Regions from separate parts of the Homo sapiens genome. Here region 2 is linked to region 1. A link is an interaction called in ENCODE POLR2A ChIA-PET data of the cell type or tissue named here. Cell type or tissue: PC-9. All regions are shown on one strand. Each heading gives the region's core, and the rest is flanking DNA. Links, peaks and the distances in the headings are about the cores only.

What was found. Peaks named below come from ENCODE experiments on the same cell type or tissue, not always from the same donor. Only the 100,000 strongest peaks of a DNase experiment are listed, where the experiment ranks them.
Region 2: POLR2A ChIA-PET joins it to region 1 with 12 read pairs; 12 of 35 experiments call an interaction of 5 or more read pairs at or near these places.

Annotation. Positions count from the first base shown.
Region 1 is chr2:113,828,110-113,838,082 of GRCh38, reverse strand. It overlaps ACTR3-AS1 (ACTR3 antisense RNA 1), which reads left to right. Exons shown (of 5, transcript NR_110174.1): 4 at 6,498-6,553; 5 at 6,655-6,900. Among named protein-coding and RNA genes, the nearest start is that of ACTR3, 57 kb to the left of the region's middle. RefSeq lists an enhancer at 6,108-7,307. In PC-9, for the core only: no CTCF peak of the experiment used is centred there; DNase peaks (open chromatin) are centred at 3,862 and 6,812; H3K27ac peaks cover 1,241 bases.
Region 2 is chr2:113,893,806-113,903,778 of GRCh38, reverse strand. The region is part of intron 1 of ACTR3 (actin related protein 3); the gene reads right to left. Among named protein-coding and RNA genes, the nearest start is that of ACTR3-AS1, 7.8 kb to the right of the region's middle. RefSeq lists a silencer at 1,572-1,661. In PC-9, for the core only: no CTCF peak of the experiment used is centred there; a DNase peak (open chromatin) is centred at 9,238; H3K4me3 peaks cover 1,028 bases; H3K27ac peaks cover 1,658 bases.

The DNA of each region.
Region 1 (9,973 bases), core at 586-8,585:
AATAAATGAGACAGTGTACATACAACATTCGACAAAGTGCTGGTGTGTATTAGGTGTTCAGCGGACGTCAGATATTACTTTTGTTATTATTATATGCCTCTTTCATATAGAAATGCTTACTAAATGGGATTGAATAGAGCTTATTTTACACTAAACCATTTGTAGCAATGGGAGTTTGGAAACAGATATCACTTTCTTATATATTATTATAGAATGTCAATTAAAGCTTTTCTGCTTCCCGACTTGGTACCCATCCTGTATTTACAAGCAGTTATTGCCTACGGACCAGGTGCTTAGATGTCTTGAATTTCAACAGAGCTCCTTAAACACTAGGTTCCCAAGCTCCACTCAAGAGATTCTGACTCAGTGGCTCTGGAGGGAGATCTGAAAATAAGTACTTAAAAAAATCTTACTCCCTTGGTGATTTTGAAGAGCAGCTAAATTTGTTGGAAACCACTATCATAGGCAAGCCGGTAGAGGTCAGTGACAGCTGAAAGAGTGGTATACGGGGGCATTAGCTTACCTCTTCCTAAACTCTGTAACACTCACCCTCAATCACTGCAAATAAAATGAAGTGTCTGCTATGCAAATGCAGCTTCCAGACAAGTCCCCTACGCACTCCCTTCCCAATCAGATTGTACCACTAGCCCCCCTTAGTAAAGTAATTTTGGAGCAGTCTGCAGAAGAGATATAATTCATATTGTAGCTTTCAAGGAACTTCCAGGATAGAGATCAACACAAAACCAAGGTAGCATACTTTTAAGATTTTAAGGACCAAATGGGTACTGTGGACATTGAGCACTCAGAAGAGGAAGCAATCATGATAGACTGAGTTGCTGGGGGAGCCTCAAAGTGAAGAGTGACTTATGTTGAATCATGAAAGAAGGTGGACCTGAGACATTGAGACACGAAAAAAAGAATAATAGACTGGGGGTTAGGGGATGCAGGAATAAAACTGGCTTTGCCACACGCTAGCTGGGTGTCTTTGAAAATGAAGATATGAAAAAATGTAAACCTGTCAACACCTATTCCAAACAAGAGAAACCTGGTATAAAAATGCTAATATTTGCAAAAATACAATTTAAGACAAAAAAGCATTATTAAGAATAAAGAGGGGGCCGTGTGCGGTGGCTCACACCTGTAATCCCAGCACTTTGGGAGGCCGAGGCGGGCAGATCACAAGGTCAAGAGATCGAGATCATCCTGGCTAATATGGTGAAACCCTGTCTCTACTAAAAATACAAAAAATTAGCCGTGCCTGTAGTCCCAGCTACTTGGGAGGCTGAGGCAGGAGAATTGTTTGAACCCAGGAGGCGGAGGTTGCAATGAGCCAAGATTGCGCCACTGCGCTCCAGCCTGGGCAACAGAGCGAGACTCCGTCTAAAAAAAATAAAAAATAAAAAAATAAAGAGGGATACAACACCCTGATAAGGAACAGTTCACCAAGAGGATAGAATCATCATGTACTTGTATGCACTAAAAAAAGAAAAAATGTCCTGGAATATGTTAATTCTCAAACTGGGAGAATTGACACATGCACATCAGATAATGATGGATGAACTATTTAAAACATAATAAGGACAAAGAATAAGTGATTTGAACAAGAAGGAAAAACCAAGGCACAGAGCAATGAAATAACTTGCCCAAGGTCTTGTAGCTAGTAAGTGAAGAGCTGGGATCCAGACCCAGGAAATCTGCTTTTATGCCACCCTCAGCTAAAGTTTCATCTTGAGTGATAGAGCCTTAAAATGTGTTTACACCAAAAAGAAATATTAAGGATAAGTCAATTAAGCATTTAATATACAATTCAAGAAGTTAGAAAAGAAAGAAGAGGCCGGGCGCAGTGGCTCAAGCTTGTAATCCCAGCACTTCGGGAGGCTGAGGTGGGCAGATCACGACCTCAGGAGTTTGAGACCAGCCAGGCCAAAATGGTGAAACCTCTTCTCTACTAAAAATACAAAAATATTAGCTGGGCATGTTGGCCCGTGCCTGTAATCCCAGCTACTTAGGAGGCTGAGGCCGGAGAATCGCTTGAACCTGTGAGACGGAGCTTGCAGTAAGCCGAGATCATGCCACTACACTCCAGCTTGGGCGACAGAGCGAGACTCCATCTCAAAAAAAAAAGAAGAAAAGAAAAGAAAGAAGAAATATCCAAAAGGAAAGAGAATGCAAAGTAAAAACAAGAATAAAAAAGAAGCTGGGCACAGTGGATCACACCTGTAATCCCAGCACTTTGGGAGGCTGAGGGAGGGCAGATCTCTGGAGCCTAGGAGTTGGAGACCAGCCTGGGCAACATGGCGAAAACCCATCTCTACAAAAATTACAAAATTAGCCAGGATGGGAGACATGCATGTATGGTTCCAGTTACTCGGGAGGCTGAGGTGGGAGGATCACCCAAGTGCAGGAAGTTGAGGCTGCAGTGAGCCATGAAAATGGTAACTATGTGAGGTGATGGATATGTCAATTAATTTTGTTGTGGTGATCATTTTACAATCACATATTGATATATGTATCAATATGTTTTGATACATATATCAAAACATCAAGGCCAGGTGTGGTGGCTCACACGTGTAATTCTAGCATTTTGGGAGGCTGAGGTGGGAGGCTTGCTTGAGCCCAGAAGTTGGAGACCAACCTGGGCAACATAGTGAGACCCTGTCTCTATAAATAAATAAATAAATAAAATAATAAGAAAGTTTGAAGGGTCATTTTGTTTTATAGTATACATATAATCATATAACTTTGCTATTTGCATATGGAGGGCGACAGTGAATATTCATTATCAAGAAGGGCTTTGGATTCAGAAAAGGTCGGATTTTTTATTCCAATTGAAAATGGTCTGGAAATACACATGCACAGTTGTTTGTCCTCGTTCACTGTCTCTTTCTTTCTCTCTCTCTCTCTTTTTTTTTTTTTTTTTGAGACGGATTTCACTCTGTTGCCAAGGCTGGAGTGCAGTGGCACAGTCTCGGCTCACTGCAACCTCTGCCTCCCAGGTTCAAGGGATTCTCCTGCCTCGGCCTCCCGAGTAGTTAGGATTACAGGCATGTGCTGCCACGCCCAGCTAATTTTGCATTTTAGTAGAGACAGGGTTTCTCCATGTTGGTCAGGCTGGTCTCAACCTCCCAACCTCAGGTGATCCGCCCGCCTCGGCCTCCCAAAGTGCTGGGATTACAGGCATGAGCCACCGCCTCCCACCTGCAGTTGGCTGTTTGTTGTTTTTTTGTTTCTTTGTTTTGTTTTTTTATGCTGCCCCGCCCCCTCTGGTTCTTTGTTTTACAGAAAAAAACAGGCCCAAATTGAAGGCTATTCTTTGACATAACTGGCCAACACTCTTCAAAAATGTTAATGTTGTGAAAATAAAGATTGAGAAACCATTAATGCTAATTTCCTGATATTAATCATTGAATATTTATTATTAATTAGTCTGAAACTATGTTATAATAGTTACTACGTATACATAGACTATGTAGAAACTTTGTGCTCCATTGCTAACAGAGTGCACATTGATGCAATTTCCCTGAAGGATAATTTGGCAATACCCTTCAAAAGCAGAAACGTACATACTTTTTGATCAAAAATTCCGCTTATAAGCAATTGTCCTACAGAGTTGGTTTCACATGTGTGAAATGGTTTAAATAAAATTGCGTATTCATTATAAGGGCAGCAGGCCAGGCGTAGTGGCACAAACCTGTAATTTCAGCACTTTGGGAGGCCGAGGTGGGCAGATCACTTGAGGTCAGAAGTTCCAGACCAGCCTGGGCAACATGGTGAAACCTCGTCTCTGCTAAAAATACAAAAATTAGTCGGGCGTGGTGGCACATACCTGTAATCCCAGCTATTCAGGAGAGTGAGGCAAGAGAATCGCTTCAACCTGGGAGGTGGAAATTGCAGTGAGCTGAGCTCATACCTTTGCCCTCTAGCCTGGGCGACAGACTTAGACTCTATCTCAAAAGAAAAAAAGAAAAAAGACATTGTAAGGGCAGAGTTTGGAAGCAATGTACATAACAGTAATGGGATTTTTTTTTTTTTTTTTTTTTGAGATGGAGTCTCCCTCTGTCACCCAGGCTGCAGTACAATGGCGCGGTCTCAGCTCACTGTACCCTCCGCCTCCTGGGTTCAAGTGATTCTCCTGCCTCAGCCTCTGGAGTAGCTGGGATTACAGGCGCCCGCTACCATGCCTGGCTAATCTTTGTATTTTTAGTAGAGACGGGGTTTCACCATGTTGGCCAGGCTGGTCTGGAACTGCTGACCTCGTGATTCGCCTGCCTCGGCCTCCCAAAGTGCTGGGATTACAGGTGTGAGCCACTGCACCCGGCCAGTAATGGGATGGTTTTAAGTAAATTATGATATACTTTTAAAATATAGTAAAATGGACACAATAGATTCCTATAAATGTACTTTTCTGGAAAGAATCCCAAGAATAGGGTTATTATTAACAGAAAAAAGTAAAGCATAGAACATTTGGTAGAATATGCCCCTATTTGTGTGTGGGAAAAGGTATATGTGTATGTATGTATATGCATTTATTTTATTATGCACCTATCTATATTTTGTATGCACATATACACATATATTTGTATACTTCTGTATATGTTTATATACATATATTTGTATACATTGGTATATGTATATATTTGTAAATTAATAGGATAGCTCTCTAATGATGCCTAAGAAAGTTGAGAAAATTTTGGCCTCAGAAAGGAACTGAGTTGCTGGAAGAGAGAGGGTAAGGGAGACTTACCTCAGTATTTCCAGTATTTCACTTTGTGTTTTGTGCAAAATATGAGTATTCCTATCTTTAAAAAATTAATTAATAAAAATACTATGTAGAATGTTAGAGAGCCAATATGAAATCAATAGAAAAGAGTGAACATTTTTTAATAACATCAGTGCAAGCAGATGGAGAAGGAACTTGTACTGAACAATTCTCCAAATATAGAAATAATTTGATTTTTTTTCTCCAAAGGCAGAAGAACAAGGGGCAGGAAGCCAGAGAAAGTTAGACAAACATGGCATGTTCAGAAATCTGTTTCCAGCTTAAAGGTTATCTTTTTATAGGATGAGGATTATCACGTGATCCATTTCTTCTTTTTCAAAACCAAAGTAAAGTGGTTAATTTTATGGTATATAAATTATACCTCAATTTAATAAATACATTAACTTTTAAGATGTTAAGGATGATGATACATTCATCGGCCATCATATTAGCCGGGCGTAGTGGCATGTGCCTGTAATCCCAGGTACTGCAGAGGCTGAGGCAGGAGAATTGCTTGAAGCTGGGAAGCCGAGGTTGCAGGGAGCCGAGATCGTGCCACTGCACTCCAGCCTGGGTGACAGAATGAGACCCTGTCTCAAAATAAATAAATAAATAAAATTTAAAAAATCAAAATTACTATATAATAATAGTTAAAATAAAAAGTTTAATACCAAAAAAATTTATTTAGCAATAAAATGAAAGAAAGTTTGTTTTTTTTTGAGACAGAGGTTTGTTCTGTCGCCCATGCTGGAGTGCAGTAGTGTGCTCTCAGCTCACTGCAACCTCTGCCTCCCGGGTTCTAGTGATTCTCCTGCCTCAGCCTCCCAAGGAGCTGGGATTACAGGTGTGTGCCACCACACCCAGCTAATTTTTGTATTTTTAGTAGAGACCGGGTTTCACCACGTTGGCCAGGCTGGTCTCGAACTCCTGACCTCAAGTGATCCCCCCTGACTCACCTCCAAAAGTGCTGGAATTACAGGCATGAGCCACCGTGCCCAGCCAGAAAGGGAAGTATTGATACCTGCAACAACTTGGATAAATCAGAAAGGCATTATGCTAACTGAAAGAAGCCAGTGTTCAAGATTAGAGGCTGTCAGACTCCGTTCACATGACATTCTCAAAGACAAAACTATAGGAAGAAAGAACAGGTTAGTGGTTTTCGGAAGCTAGGGCCAGGTGAGTATGAAGGGAGAACAGGAGGGAGTTTTTAGGGAGTGATGGAATTGTTCTGTATCCTTATCATGGTGATCTGCTGGGTGCGGTGGCTCACGCCTGTAATGCCAGCACCTTCAGAGGCCGAGGCGGGCGGATCACTTGAGGTCAGGGGTTCAAGACCAGCCTGGCCAACATGGTGAAACTCTGTCTCAATTAAAAATACAAAAAATTAGCCGGGCATGGTGGCAGATGCCTGTAATCCCAGCTGCAGGGGAGGCTGAGGCCGGAGAATTGGTTGAACCTGGGAGGCGAAGGTTGCAGTGAGCCAAGATCATGCCATTGCACTCCAGCCTGGGCAACAGAGTGAGACCCTGTCTCAAAATAAATAAATTAATTAATTAATTAAATTTAAAAACTCAAAACCACTACATAATAATATTTAAAATAAAAAGTTTAAAAAGCAAACAAAAAACCCCAAATAGAGTTGTATCAACGAGGTTTTGCTTGTGATTTGATTTTGTGGCCGTAATTGTCCTGTTCTCTTTCAACACAATAACCCTAACCCTCTCCCTGTTTCTTTCAGAAAGAGCGAGGGAGTAATTCTAGCCTGTTTTTACAAGAACACAGTGGCTATAGACAGTAAGTACTCTCCCATGTGAAAGCACCAGCTAATTAGACTTTGGTGGATGGTCATGACGTACCCAGTGACATGCTTTTACAGTTCGTTGTCATTGTTCTAGGTGCCAGTGTGAAGATGACTCAGCAAACGTGGAGAACCAAAGATTCTAGGGCAGCACCAAAACTGGGAAAGCAATTACAGCAGAAGTTGCCTTCCCCATGGTAGCTTAGCAACTTCGTGTCTCTCCAAGGCAGAGAGGAAAATCAAGTCTAACAGGCCTTCCCGAAGGCTAGGTGTGAAATACCAGAAGCCATCTTTGTTTCTGGCGATGTCACTAAATAAGTATTTGTTGATATAAAGTATTACACATCTGTTCTCCCACATTTCAGCTAAATTGCCAAAAGTTAACCCTTTCTGGAGATCCAGAATGGAGCAATATACCTAGCTCTCATTCATTATTTCCCTTGCTGATATTCTTGCATAGCTTTTAGTTTATGCATTTGTCCCAAATAAACCTAGAAAAAGCCACTTGTCGTAGGACAAGATGAGCTGATGATTTGAATCACTCCCCCACTGAGGAAGAAACCATCTGTGGAAAAGACTGTATAAGGTACTTCCTGGTTGAACGGTAGGGCTCTGGAGTCAGAAGTCTTGAATTTGAATCCCAGCCCTGAAATGTATCAGCTGTGTGCCCTTAGGTAAGTAACTGAACTTCTCTGGCTTCAGATCCCTCTGTGTGTGTGTGTGTGTGTGTGTGTGTGTGTGTGTGTGTGTGTTTTGTTGTCGTTGTTGTTATTGAGACAGAGTCTCACTTTGTCGCCCAGGCTGCAATGCAGTGGCGCTATCTCAGCTCACTGCAACCTCTACCCCCCGGGTTCAAGCGATTCTCATGCCTCAGCCTCCCAAGTAGCTGGGACTACAGGCGCCCACCACCATGCCTGGCTAATTTTTTGTATTTTTAGTAGAGACAGGGTTTCACCATGTTGGCCAGGCTGGTCTTGAACTCCTGACCTCAGGTGATCAGCCTGCCTTGCCCTCCCAAAGTGCTGGGATTACAGGCGTGAGCCACCGCAATTGGCCCTCTCTGTTCATTGTAGGTGCTGAAAGGAACCCAGTGAACTAGTGATAATACTTATCATGTACCTAGTGCCAGGTCTGATGCTTAATTCATATTCAGAAAGTAGAAGCAATTTTCATGTGATAGGTCATTAATGCCAATTTTATGTATCTGCAAATGAGGATGTGGGGGGTTCCAGGAAGTTATTTAAATGCTTTTGGTGCACAGTTCCTTTACCCTGCCTAGGGTTACCTACAACATACCTTTGGGGAACTTTGCCTGCTTCTTTGCTAGGCTGGGGTCCCATTCTCTTGGATCCTCTGCTAATCTGCCGATCAATCTTGTAGAGATTGCAGAGATGTTAATGACTTTATTTGACTTTTCTACTTAGAGACAGATAGATTAAGAAGTGTTTCAGGCTGTGGCCAGCTGGGACCATTCAGCAGCCTTCAGGGAACGCCTCTTTTAGCACAGGTCAGCCTGGCAGCCTGGGCTGTGGCCCCTGTGTGAATTGGCCTCTTGCACTAGAGATGGTTGGGTGGGTGGCTGAGGCTGCCTTCTCATACTCCAGGGTCTTTGTTCATATTTATGACACCTACATTTCTGCTTCCCTTTCTTACTTCTCCCTTCCCAGATCGGAGTGGAATAGAGCTCATTAAAGCTTTATAGGGGTAGTGCCAATAGAGAACTTTAGGTCTGGGGAAGAATCATTAGTAAAGATCGACCGTGTGCTCTGGGTGCCTTTAGGCAGCCACTGTTTCCATTGGTGTTTAATATTTATTGCTTTCTCATAATCTTCCAGCTGCTATCTTGTCACTGTTAGGAAGACTGGGGAAAATGTCCTATGGATATTTATTTTCTACCACATATTTAGTATATCACTTGAAAGTTTGAGTTCTGTGTTTCTTATATAACTTATGAATAATAAAATAAAAATCATCACTATTGCTTTCAGGCCAGATATACTTTTATTGCACAACATGTATTACGTACAAGAATATCACAAGATTTGGAAATGTTAGTCCTAGAAGAGTTTGACACAACGCAATGATAAGACAGTATGAAAAATGGAGCTATGAATAAAAAAGAATCCATAAGTCCCCAGAGCCTATGAGTATGTTATGTTGCATAGTGATGTAGTTTGGATGCCTGTCCTCTCCAAATCTCATATTGAAATGTGATCCCCAGTGTTGGAGGTGGGGTCTGGTGGAAGATGTTTGAATTATAGGGGCTGATTCCTTATGAATGGTTTGGTACCCACCCCGTGGTAATGAGTGAGCTCTCATTCTGGTAGTTTCTGTGAGAGCTGGTTGTTTAAAAGAGCCTGGCACCTCCCCTTCCTCTCTTGCTCCCTCTCTGTCTTGCCATGTGACACTCCTGCACCCCTTTACCTTCTGCCATGATTGGAAGCTTCCTGAGGCCCTCACCAGAAACCAATGCCTACACCATGCTTCCTGTACAACCTGCAGAGCCCAAATAAACCTCTTTTCTTTATAAATTAACCAGTCTCAGGTATTCCTTTATAGCAATGCAAATGGACTAACACACGTAGCGAGGAGGAATTAAGGTTGCACATGGAATTAAGGCTCCTAATGAGCTGACTTTAAGATAAGGAGATTATCCTGGATTATCTGCATGGGCCCAGTGTAATCACAAGGATCCTTTTAGTAGAAGAGGGAGCCCAAAGAGTGAGGCAGAAAGAGATTTGAAGATGCTACCTGCTGTCTTTGAAGATGGAGGAAAAGAGCCACAAGCTAAGGAATGCAGAAATTGGAATAGAAAAAGGCAAAAAACACAGATTCTCCCCCAGAGCCTCCAGAAGGAATGTAGTCCTGCCAACACCTTGATTTTAGCTCCATGAGACCCAGTTCAAACTTCTGACCTCCAGAACTACAGGGTAATAAATTTGTGTTGGTTTATGTCAACAAGTTTGTGCTAATTTGTTGCAGCAGCAGTAGGAAACTAATACACTACTGCTGAGGGCTTATGTCAATAAAGACAATACTGATATGAAAATACCTGTAATATAATTACAAACACAAATATCAAGTGCTTAGTGGACAAGGAGAGAAGAGCCTTCCCCCATGCAGAGTTCAGATGTTGCTTGATGATGGAGTTTACATGGGAAATTATATTATAAGTTACAGGTATTTAATATGTATAGCAACCCCATGACATAGTGACTGTCTGCAATTTAGAGAGGAGGAAACAGATAAGAGAAGTTGTACCATGACCCACAGCTAGTTAATTGAAAGAACTAGGATTTATAACATGCATTGACTGTATCCATAGCCTGTTGTTTCAGCCACTGGGCAATTTTGCCTCTCGCTTCAATGGTTGGTCAAGGGGATATGAATGGGTCATCAACAGTATCTACTAAATA
Region 2 (9,973 bases), core at 1,953-9,952, 64 kb before region 1:
CTCACGCCTGTAATCCCAGCACTTAGGGAGGCCGAAGTGGGTAGATCACTTGAGGCCAGGAGTTCAAGACCAGCATGGCCCACACGGCGAGACTCCATCTCTACTAAAAATAAATTATGGGAGGCTGAGGCAGGAGAATTGCTTTAACCCAGGAGGCAGAGGTTTCAGTGAGCCGAGATCGCGCTACTGCACTCTAGCCCAGCAACGGAGCGAGACTCCGTCTCAAAAAAAAAAAAAAAAAGACAATTAGCAGAGCATGGTGGTGTAAGCCTGTAATCCCAGCTACTCAGGAAGCTGAGGCACAAGAATTGCTGAACCTGGGAGACAGAGGTTGCAGTGGGCCAAGGCTGCGCCACTGCACTCCAGCCTGGGCAACAGAGCAAGACTCAGTCTCAGAAACAAACAAATAAAAAGGAATAGTAGCTAAAAATTTTCCCAATTTAGTGAAAGACAGAAATTTAGAGATTTAAGAGGCTCAAGAACACCCAAGCAGAATAAATATAAAGAAAACCACACTTAGGCACAAACCACTGAAAATCAAAGATAAGGAAAACAATGTACTCATATATGGGGATCTAAAATAGAACCTGATAAATAAGTAGCACGGCAGTTGCCAGGTATTGGGAAATGGAGGAATTGGAGAGCTGTTGATCAATGTATACAAGTTTCCAGTTATAAGATGAATAAGTACTAGTGATCTAAGCTATAGCATAGTAACCACAGTTAATAACATACAGTATTTTACAGTTGAAATTTGCCTAAAGGCGATCTTAAGTGTCATCACACAAAAAAGGTAACTATGTCAGGTAACAAATACATTAATTAGCTTGATTGTAAGACTCATGACACAAGGTTTACTTATATCAAAACACCATGTTGTGGCCAGAAGCAGTGGCTCATCCCTGTAATCCCAGCACTTTGGGAGGCCCAGGCGGGCGATCACCTGAGGTCAGGAGTTTGAGGCCACCCTGGCCAACACGGCGAAACCCCATCTCTACTAAAAATACAAAAACTAGCCAGGCGTGGTGACGGGCACCTGTAATTTCAGCTACTCAGGAGGCTGAGGCAGGAGAATCACTTGAACCCGGGAGAAAGAGGTTGCAGGGAGCCAAGATCACGTCACTGCACTCCAGCCTGAGTGACAGAGCGAGACTCTGTCTCCAAAAAGAAAAAAAAAAACTAAACCAAAAATGTCTCTTTGTGATCTAGAGAAACAAGTTAAATATATAGAAAAGCTCTTACTATGGCAGTAATGAAAAAAATCTACAATGCTGATTTTGGCTGCGAAAGGGAGATGGTAAGGGACTTAAAAAACAACTTGCTATTGTACTCTAAAATCCTGTAGCTGAGGTTTAGCTGTACTCAATTTGCTTGTATAAAATATATAATACATCATTTTACATAAAAAAAAAAAGAAAAACAACTTGCTTAGAGAAAGGAATATAGAGAAAAGAATTCAAAAGCACTTTTGAAGCTATCAAAGCCTTGGTGACTAGAAGAATAATAGTAGAAATATAAGAAGGCTAGGTGAGAGAGGAGGCTGGACTGGCAGAAATCAACAGCAAAAGAAAGATGAGTTTTATACCAAAAAAAAGGCGAGTCTGTCACAACAGTAACTGCCTCTGAGGAAAGGGGAAGTGGATTTGGGGACAGTCATCAATAATGCTCTTTTGTTCCTTAAAACAAGAAAGATAAAGTAAGTATAATTAAATGTTCACGGGTCATAATTCTAACAAATGCAGGTATCTGTTATATTATTGATTGTACCTACCTAAAAGAAATCCATTAATAGAATCTTTTTCAGTAGTAAAACAACTTATGCCTGCATTGTAAAAGCATTAACATCCTTTGCCTTGGATATTATTTTTAATTTTACAAATTGCAAATGCTTGTACATTAAAACATGTACAATTACACTCTCTTGCTAGGGGCTAATATAGTGGTGACTTTGAAGCCAATGTTCCATTACAATTCTGAAAATTATAGGGCCCTTAAGAATGATGCTAAATCTACTCTGCCTGTGCCTCTACATACGGAACAAGTTTTAACTTTCAATAGTTCAACAAATGAAATGATATAACAAAATAAATATAAGACCCCAGAGCTTAAGGATAGAAGAGACTTTAATGATCTAGCACAACTCTTTCCAAAACCTTAACACTGACAACCACTAAAGTTCAAATAATTCTATCTTAATATGAATGACTTGCTTATACTCTTACCATATCATAAAAATAAAGTACATCTTATATAATTTTATGTAAGATATGATTACCAAATAAATCCCAAATGAAAACAGAGTTTACTAATTGATCCCAATGCCTACTCCCATAATATCTTAATTCTCAGCTTACCCAGTTTTCGTCATACAATACCAAAGCCCAAAAAGGTAATTTGGTGTTAGAAACTTTGTTGTTGCTGAAACAGAGTTTCGCTCTTATTGCCCAGGCTGAAGTGCGACAGCGCGATCTTGGCCCACCACAACCTCTGCCTCCCAGGTTCAAGCGATTCTCCTGACTCAGCCTCCCGAGTAGCTGGATTCAAGCAATTCTCCTGCCTCAGCCTCCCAAGTAGCTGGGATTACAGGCACACGCCACCACGCCCAGCTAATTTTGTGTTTTTAGTAGAGATGGGGTTTCTCCGTGTTGGTCAGGCTGGTCTCAAACTCCCGACCTCAGGTGATCTGCGGCCTCGGCCTCCCAAAGTGCTGGGATTACAGGCATGAGCCACCGTGCCCAGCCAGAAACTTTTAAAACAAGAATGCAGTGGCTGATTCACAGGGAAATTTGTCAAGTAGAGTAAGACAATATTAGCTATAAAGATAAACAGCAATGGTTTAAAAAACTTTTCCAATTCCCTCCAACATTTTTCTCATGACATGCAAGTCAATGTTTAACCTGACACAAAAATACTGATGGACTGTTGAGTGAAGAACCTGGACGCCTACTCTGTGTGTCAACAGAAACATTCTCCTGGTCCCTTCAAGCCTAAACCTTAAAATCTTAACTCCTTTTCACTAGTGGGGAGAACATGAACCTTGAAATAAAGAAGACATGACTGAATGCTTGTTCCACCATTTACTAGCCTGTGATCCTGTGATCATAGACTATCCCTAATGCATCGGGAATAAAACTAAATTCATGAGGTTGTCATAAGGATTAAAGGACCTAACAGTGAATAAAACTCACTAAGTATTTGGTAAACATTTCCTTCCCAAGATGATTTTCCTTTATCCATAGGCCTTCCTTTATCCCTCTACCCATTCCTTTAATTTTGCTTTCAAAGATTCTCAACGTTTTCCCAGTCCCTTTGCTATACGTCCATCACCACTGAAGACAACGACTACAGCAGTCAGCACTTGCCCCATGAAAGAAATCAGTCACAAAAAGCCACAAATTGTATGATTCCATTTACATGAAATGGCCAAAATAGGCAAATCCATAAAGACAGAAAGTAAATTAGTGTTTGCTAAGGGTTGAGGGTAGAGGTAACGGAGAGTGACTGCTACTGGGTGTAGGGTTTTTTGGGGTCATGAAAATGTTCTAAAATTGATTGGATTCCAATAAGTGGCATCCAGGCATTAAAAAAAAATGAAATTGACTGGAAATAGTTGCACAACCTTGTGACTATACTAAAAACTACTCAATTACACACTTTAAAAGAGTAAACTTTACAGTATGTGAATTATAACTCAATAAAGCTGTATAAAGTAAAATACTAGACCCAGACTAATAGTGCATAAATTTACCTTTTATCACTCTTTTGCTTAATGATCTACACAATCCACTACTGTCTATCAAATAAATCGCAAACCATTCTGCCCCATTTAAAATCCTTCTGAAATAAGGCAAGATGAGTAAATAAACTACTTGCTGTCCCACAGCTCCCAACAGAAATATCTGAATTCCAGGCAGGGCAATTTCCTAACTGACCCATCCCCCAAATACTTTGAAACTCCTTCATGACTTCCCTTTATCAGTAAAATATTTGCTGGGCATTATTAAATATCATGCAGGACGCTATCACTTGAATAGAGAATGCACAAAAAAGAAATAATCCCTGCCACTATGGAGCTTTCAATTTAGCTCACATCCTAGATTTGAAGTCCTTCTTCCCATATATCTATCACATCCTATTTATGCTTTTCCAAGGATCTGATCAAGTTCAGCTTCTTCATAAATCATCCTCCAAATACTACAGCCCTTATTAATCTGCCCAAACAATTAAATGCTAGTAAGCCATCCATAATTATTTCACACATATTAGTTTCATCTTTGAAACTAAACTGTAAACCTCAAGTATAAAATCATGCCTTAGTTTTCTTGTATATACCATAGTGTTCAGCACAGAACTGAGACTGAAATAAATACTTGATTACTTTAAGTTCTTCTATTTTTTTACTTTCATATGTGTTTTGTGCAGTCATTAATGAGCACATAATACATAGTGAGTAAAATAATTACAGTAAGTAATGCATCAGTGGAGATTATTCATTTTCAAATTGCAGCTTCAGAAATATGTATGCCTTCCTTTTGAAGATATATGTAATTAGCATCATTTCCTTGAGCTGCCCTGAATTTATCAGCAATTATCAGTCCTTGCAATACTCAAATAAGCAGTAAGCAAATCCATATTTCACTTTAATGTGTTATAGGTTAATCAAATCAGTGAACTGGTCACTAAGACCTCCCTATATGTTTCATATTTGTACTAAAAATTAGTAGCTTTGGGTTTAAGTATGTATAAAATGGACACTCTTAAAAACTGGACTAATAATTTGACCACTCTCCTTGGATGTATCTCAATTAGGGAACAGTAGAGCAGTGAGCTCTGGAATGAGACTACCCCAGGACTAAAATTCTAAATCTACTACTTATCTTTGAAATGGGATTATTTATAACAGTAACTACCTCACAGGGCTTCTGAAAAGGTAATAACATCCAAAACAAAACGTGCAAAGGGCCTTGAAATGGCTGATTGGTACACATCCCATTTAATACATCTTTAATAATTAAAATCCAAAGATATAAATCTCTGAAACCATAAAGAAAAATTTTTTTAAAGAGAGCATTCATTTTATGAAAGTCATCTGTCCTGGCACCTACAGAGCACAACTTTTAAAATATCTCTAAACTTGGTTTAAAACATTATTATTGGGAAACATAAAATTAGTTTCTCATGTGTGCCATACAGTATGCCTCTGCATTACAACGAAACACTGAAGAATTCTGATGTAGGCTTCAACTAAAACTACTTTAACTATAAATAAAATACATTATGTTATTCCAATTACTTAATTTCAACTATTAACTCATAAATGTGAACTCACAAGAAAATTTAAGAGAACTCAACAATACTATCAATTAATAATTAGGAACACTCCCAAAAGACATTTCTCAACTCTGAGCCTCTGTTTCATTTGTAAATGAAGACTGGATTAAATTATCTCTCAAAATCCCTTTTCAGCTCTATAATTCTGTGTGAGTCATTAGGCATTTCCCTTAATTTACTAAAGCAAGTTTCACAAATACACATTAAATGCTATATTTGTACCCTTGAGTAACTGAATTTTAAAAATGCTTATAGCAGAAGCACACTAGATTTAACTAAAATAATCTCTATAACTAGGCAAACACTTGTGTCCTGTCATACACTAATACTAAAAACATGGTTTACATGTTTACAGTAGATTAAGCCAACCCTAAACTACAAGGTCTTCTGCACCCTAATTCTCTCTCTAGGACTTTTATCCTCCTCATTGTAACCTCTCCTTTACACTAAATACTGAAAAGCACAGAAACCCTTCCCAAGAGCATTGCATTTTCACAAATGACACAAAGTCTTAAAGCAAGGACAAAATGTTTAAAAATAAAACGTTTAGGTAATGTCCTTCGGCAGGAGGAAAACATGGCATGTTGAGTATCCGAACAGATGAATATTCTTCTCAGGTATGTATTAGGGTTGGGGAGCAGAAGGAAAGCTGAAAGAATACATCTGGCCGAGACGGGTGGATCACTTGAGTTCAGGAGTTCAATATCAGCCTGGCCAATATGGTGAAACCCGGTCTCTACTAAAAACACAAAAATTAGCCAGGCATCGTGGCGGGTGCCTATAATTCCAGCTACTCGGGAGGCTGAGGCAGAAGAATAGCTTGAACCCTGGAGACGGAGGTTTCAGCAAGCCAAGATCACGCCACTGCACTCTAGCCTGGGTGACAGAGCAACACTCTGCCTCAAAAAAAAAAAAAAAAAAAAAAAAAATAACATCTGGCCACACAAATTCAAGCTATTCCTTTCCTGGTTCCAAGGAGTATGTAAGAATGGCTTGAGTTTAAATCGACAGTTTGGAAAGAATTTTGAAAATTCTGAAACAAAATTATTATTAAAATTCTGCAAAATCGTCCTTTAAAAAAACTAGAATTTTTTTTCTTTTTTTTGCTCTGGTATTAGTCAATTATGTAGGTTACGTTGTTTCCTGATATAAAGGCCCATATAAAGTTATAAAATCAGCACACAAACTAATATTAGTCACTATCCTATTTCAAAGAACTAAATTTAAAACAATCCAATAACATCACCTTATCTCCTATCTAATAATTCATAAATGTCGTGTTTGGTAAGCTACAGCACACATTTTTGTAGTGCTATTATTACTTAATTGCTTTGCTCTTGCTTCTTTATGCTACTGTCTATCACTGATTATGGTTGTGTCATAAAAAAGGCAACAAGCTCCAACAGAATTACAAGGGAGCATTCAAATGCTTTTTTTATTATAGTGGAATTTTGTTTCAGGAAACACATGTTGCTACATTTTAACCATTCCAAACTTCTGCTCCTAGTCCAATCCTTTAGCTGTTTCCACAAGTTGGGGGAGCAGGAGCATGCTGGACAAGGGAAATTTAGCTAGAGCTAAACTCTCCTCCTGATTAAGGATTTTGCCTCTTAGAAAATTGAATGACATAGGTGGAGATAAGATTGTCAGCATAGCGATCAATTACCACGAGCCAATCAGTCACTGTGATGCTCAAGAAGCTAGATCACATATCCACAATTTTTTTAAAGAAGGGAAACTGATATTCAATCTTTCCGTTCTTTTCTCTCTGAATGCTCTCATCTTATTAGCTTCAGTTAACAAATTATGATTCCCAAATATCCACCTTCATTCCCAAAGGTCCTGTATTTTTAATTTCCTCTAGAATGTTTCCAATTATAAATCATCATTCCAAATTCAACAACAAATTCCAATTTTACTCAGTTTCTTAAAACTAACTCCCTTATTGTCCCAATCACTCAGGCTTACAATCTTGAACTATTCATTGATGCCTATTTACAATCCACTGGAATCAACTGCCAAGTCCTAGCTATACCTCCTTCAATCTCTCAAATCAGCAAAAACATTTTGACTGTGCAGAGAACTGTGTGTGGTAGGCAGGCCAAGGCCTGCAGGAGATAAGAAAATAAGCATAACACACTGTATTCCTTTCTTTAAGAACTGAAACTCAAAAAAAAAAGAAAGCCAACCAATTATTATATTTAAAATATATTGTGCCCTTACTGTGTGCCAGGCACTGTGCTGAACCATTTTCACACATTATCAAAAAACAGAACAAAACAAAACAAAACTGGGCATGGTGGCTCACTCCTGTAATCTCAACACTTTAAGAGGTCAGGGCAAGAGGATTACTTGTGCTAGAAGTTTGAGACCAGCCTGAGGCAACACAGTGAGACCCCATCTCTACAAAAAATTTTTAAAAGTAGCCACACATGGTGGCATGTGCCTGTAGTCCCAGCTACTCGGGGGACTGAGGCAGGAAGACAGCTTGAACATAGGAGTTTGAGGATGCAGTGAGCCATGATCTTGCCATTGAACTCCAGTTTGGGCAACAGAGACCCAGTCTCAAAAACAAACAAAAAAAACCTATAAGGTATACACTATCATCTCCAAATTACAGATGGGAAGAAATAAGACCTGCAGAGGTTGAAGTGTATAAAGTCATATAGCTATTAAGTGATAGAGCTTGAACTCAACAACAGATAACTACAAAGCCTTTGCTACCCGTAAATAAAATAACACGAAATATAACTGCCAGAAGAAACGTAAAAAGAAAGGAAAAAACCAATCTTTTCCTAACTTATCTCTTCTGCTCCAACTCCACCGCCAATACCAGGTTTCAGAATTTCTGCAAAGTTAGCCCTTGAATGGGCTGCTGAAGAATCATCTAGGAAGCCTATGTAAATGAATATTCATAGTCCAACCCTTGAGATTCTGAGTCACTGGGTATGGGGTGTTTCTGATGCACAGTTTTTTTAAAAACCATACTCCTAATTCTTGTTCATTCATTCATACAACAAAGATTTGAATTCCTACTATGCACCAAGCCATGTCAAACGTTCATCTTCTACGGAAGGAAGATCTAGTGTAGTGGCTCTGCCATACTTACTTGCTACAGTATCTTGGGTAAGTAGCTTAACCTCTCTTAAGACTAAATTTTCTAGCCTATAAAACAAAGATAATACTTTCCAGGTTGTTGTGAAAGTTAATGAGATAATATAAAGCATTTAGCACAGGGGCTGACATACAATTCTCGATAAATGCTAGCTATTATTATTTCCTGAGAAACACAACCTAGAGAGTAATTTTTTTCTAGAGATTAAATTTAAGCAAAGTAACAAGGAAATAGTCTAGGCATTCACATATCGGCAGGGGGGTGGGGGGGGGGAACCTAAACCAAGTAAAGATTACACAGAGGGTTTTCTCTAATTAGGTGAATCAAATTCATAAGGCTGAGATTTTTTTTTGTAAGAGTTCTTTAAACAGAAATACAGTTAACTTTACTAACAACAATGAAGCAACACATAAAGTTCTGAAAAGGCAGTCAGGAGTCCCCGGAGTGTTAACAGAAAGAACACAGGACTTAAATACAGAACTCAGGTCCAAATAGCAGATCGAACCACCTGCCAGGTAGACGGCATCAAAAAGGTAATTTAAATTCTCTCATTCTGTTTTTTCACTTATAAAATTAGGTTAAAAAATAGCTGTCACAGAAAGCATGGCCAGCAGGTCCTCCACAGGACCTTTCCGTTCTGTGCCTAAAATTCTGAACTGTGTTTTACAATAAGCCTGAAAGTTCGTTCACCGCAATATAGTATTTGCAATCCAAAGTCAATATTTCAACACAAAATTGGCAGGCAGGAAAGGAGGGAGAGTCTTTCGCTAAGTCTAAGTAAGAGTCTGACTTCTCACTAGGAGCATGTCTGTTGTACTTACTTCAAACAGCATGCAAAGCATGACTCATCAAGGAATAAGAATTTCAATGAGTGCTTTTTGGTTAAGAAGCTATTGTGAATATTTCTGCCTTTGGAGATGGCTAAAGAAATAGCATTATTAAGCCGGTGCAGTGGCTCATGTCTGTAATCCCAGCACTCTGGGAGGATGAGGTGGGTGGATCACCTGAGGTCAGGAGTTCAACAACAGCCTGGCCAACATGGTGAAACTCTGTCTCTACTAAAAATACAAAATTTAGCTGGGCGTGGTAGTGGGCGCCTATAATCCCAGCTACTTGGGAGGCTGAGGCAGAAAATCACCTGAACCCAGGAGGCAGAAGGAGGTTGCAGTGAGCCAAGATCATGCCACTGCACTCCAGCCTGGGCGATGAGAGCAAAACTCCATCTCAAAAAAAAAAAAAGAAACAGCATTATTATTAAACAATACGCACAGAATTCATGGAAGAAACATGAACTTCCCACATATACCTTCCTTCATTTACCCAGCTTTTCCCCACTGCTCTTCAAACAAGATCATTCTTATCTGCACTAATTGCTGAATTGTGGCCACAAGATGAACATACTCCTCTTTCACTGACACCTACAAGATATTTAAGCTTACATTTTAAGATTGCTAAGAAGTTGAAGTCAGTTAGCAAAATTCCTTAATCTGCTCCAGATATGAATATATCCAAGACTTTGACCATAGG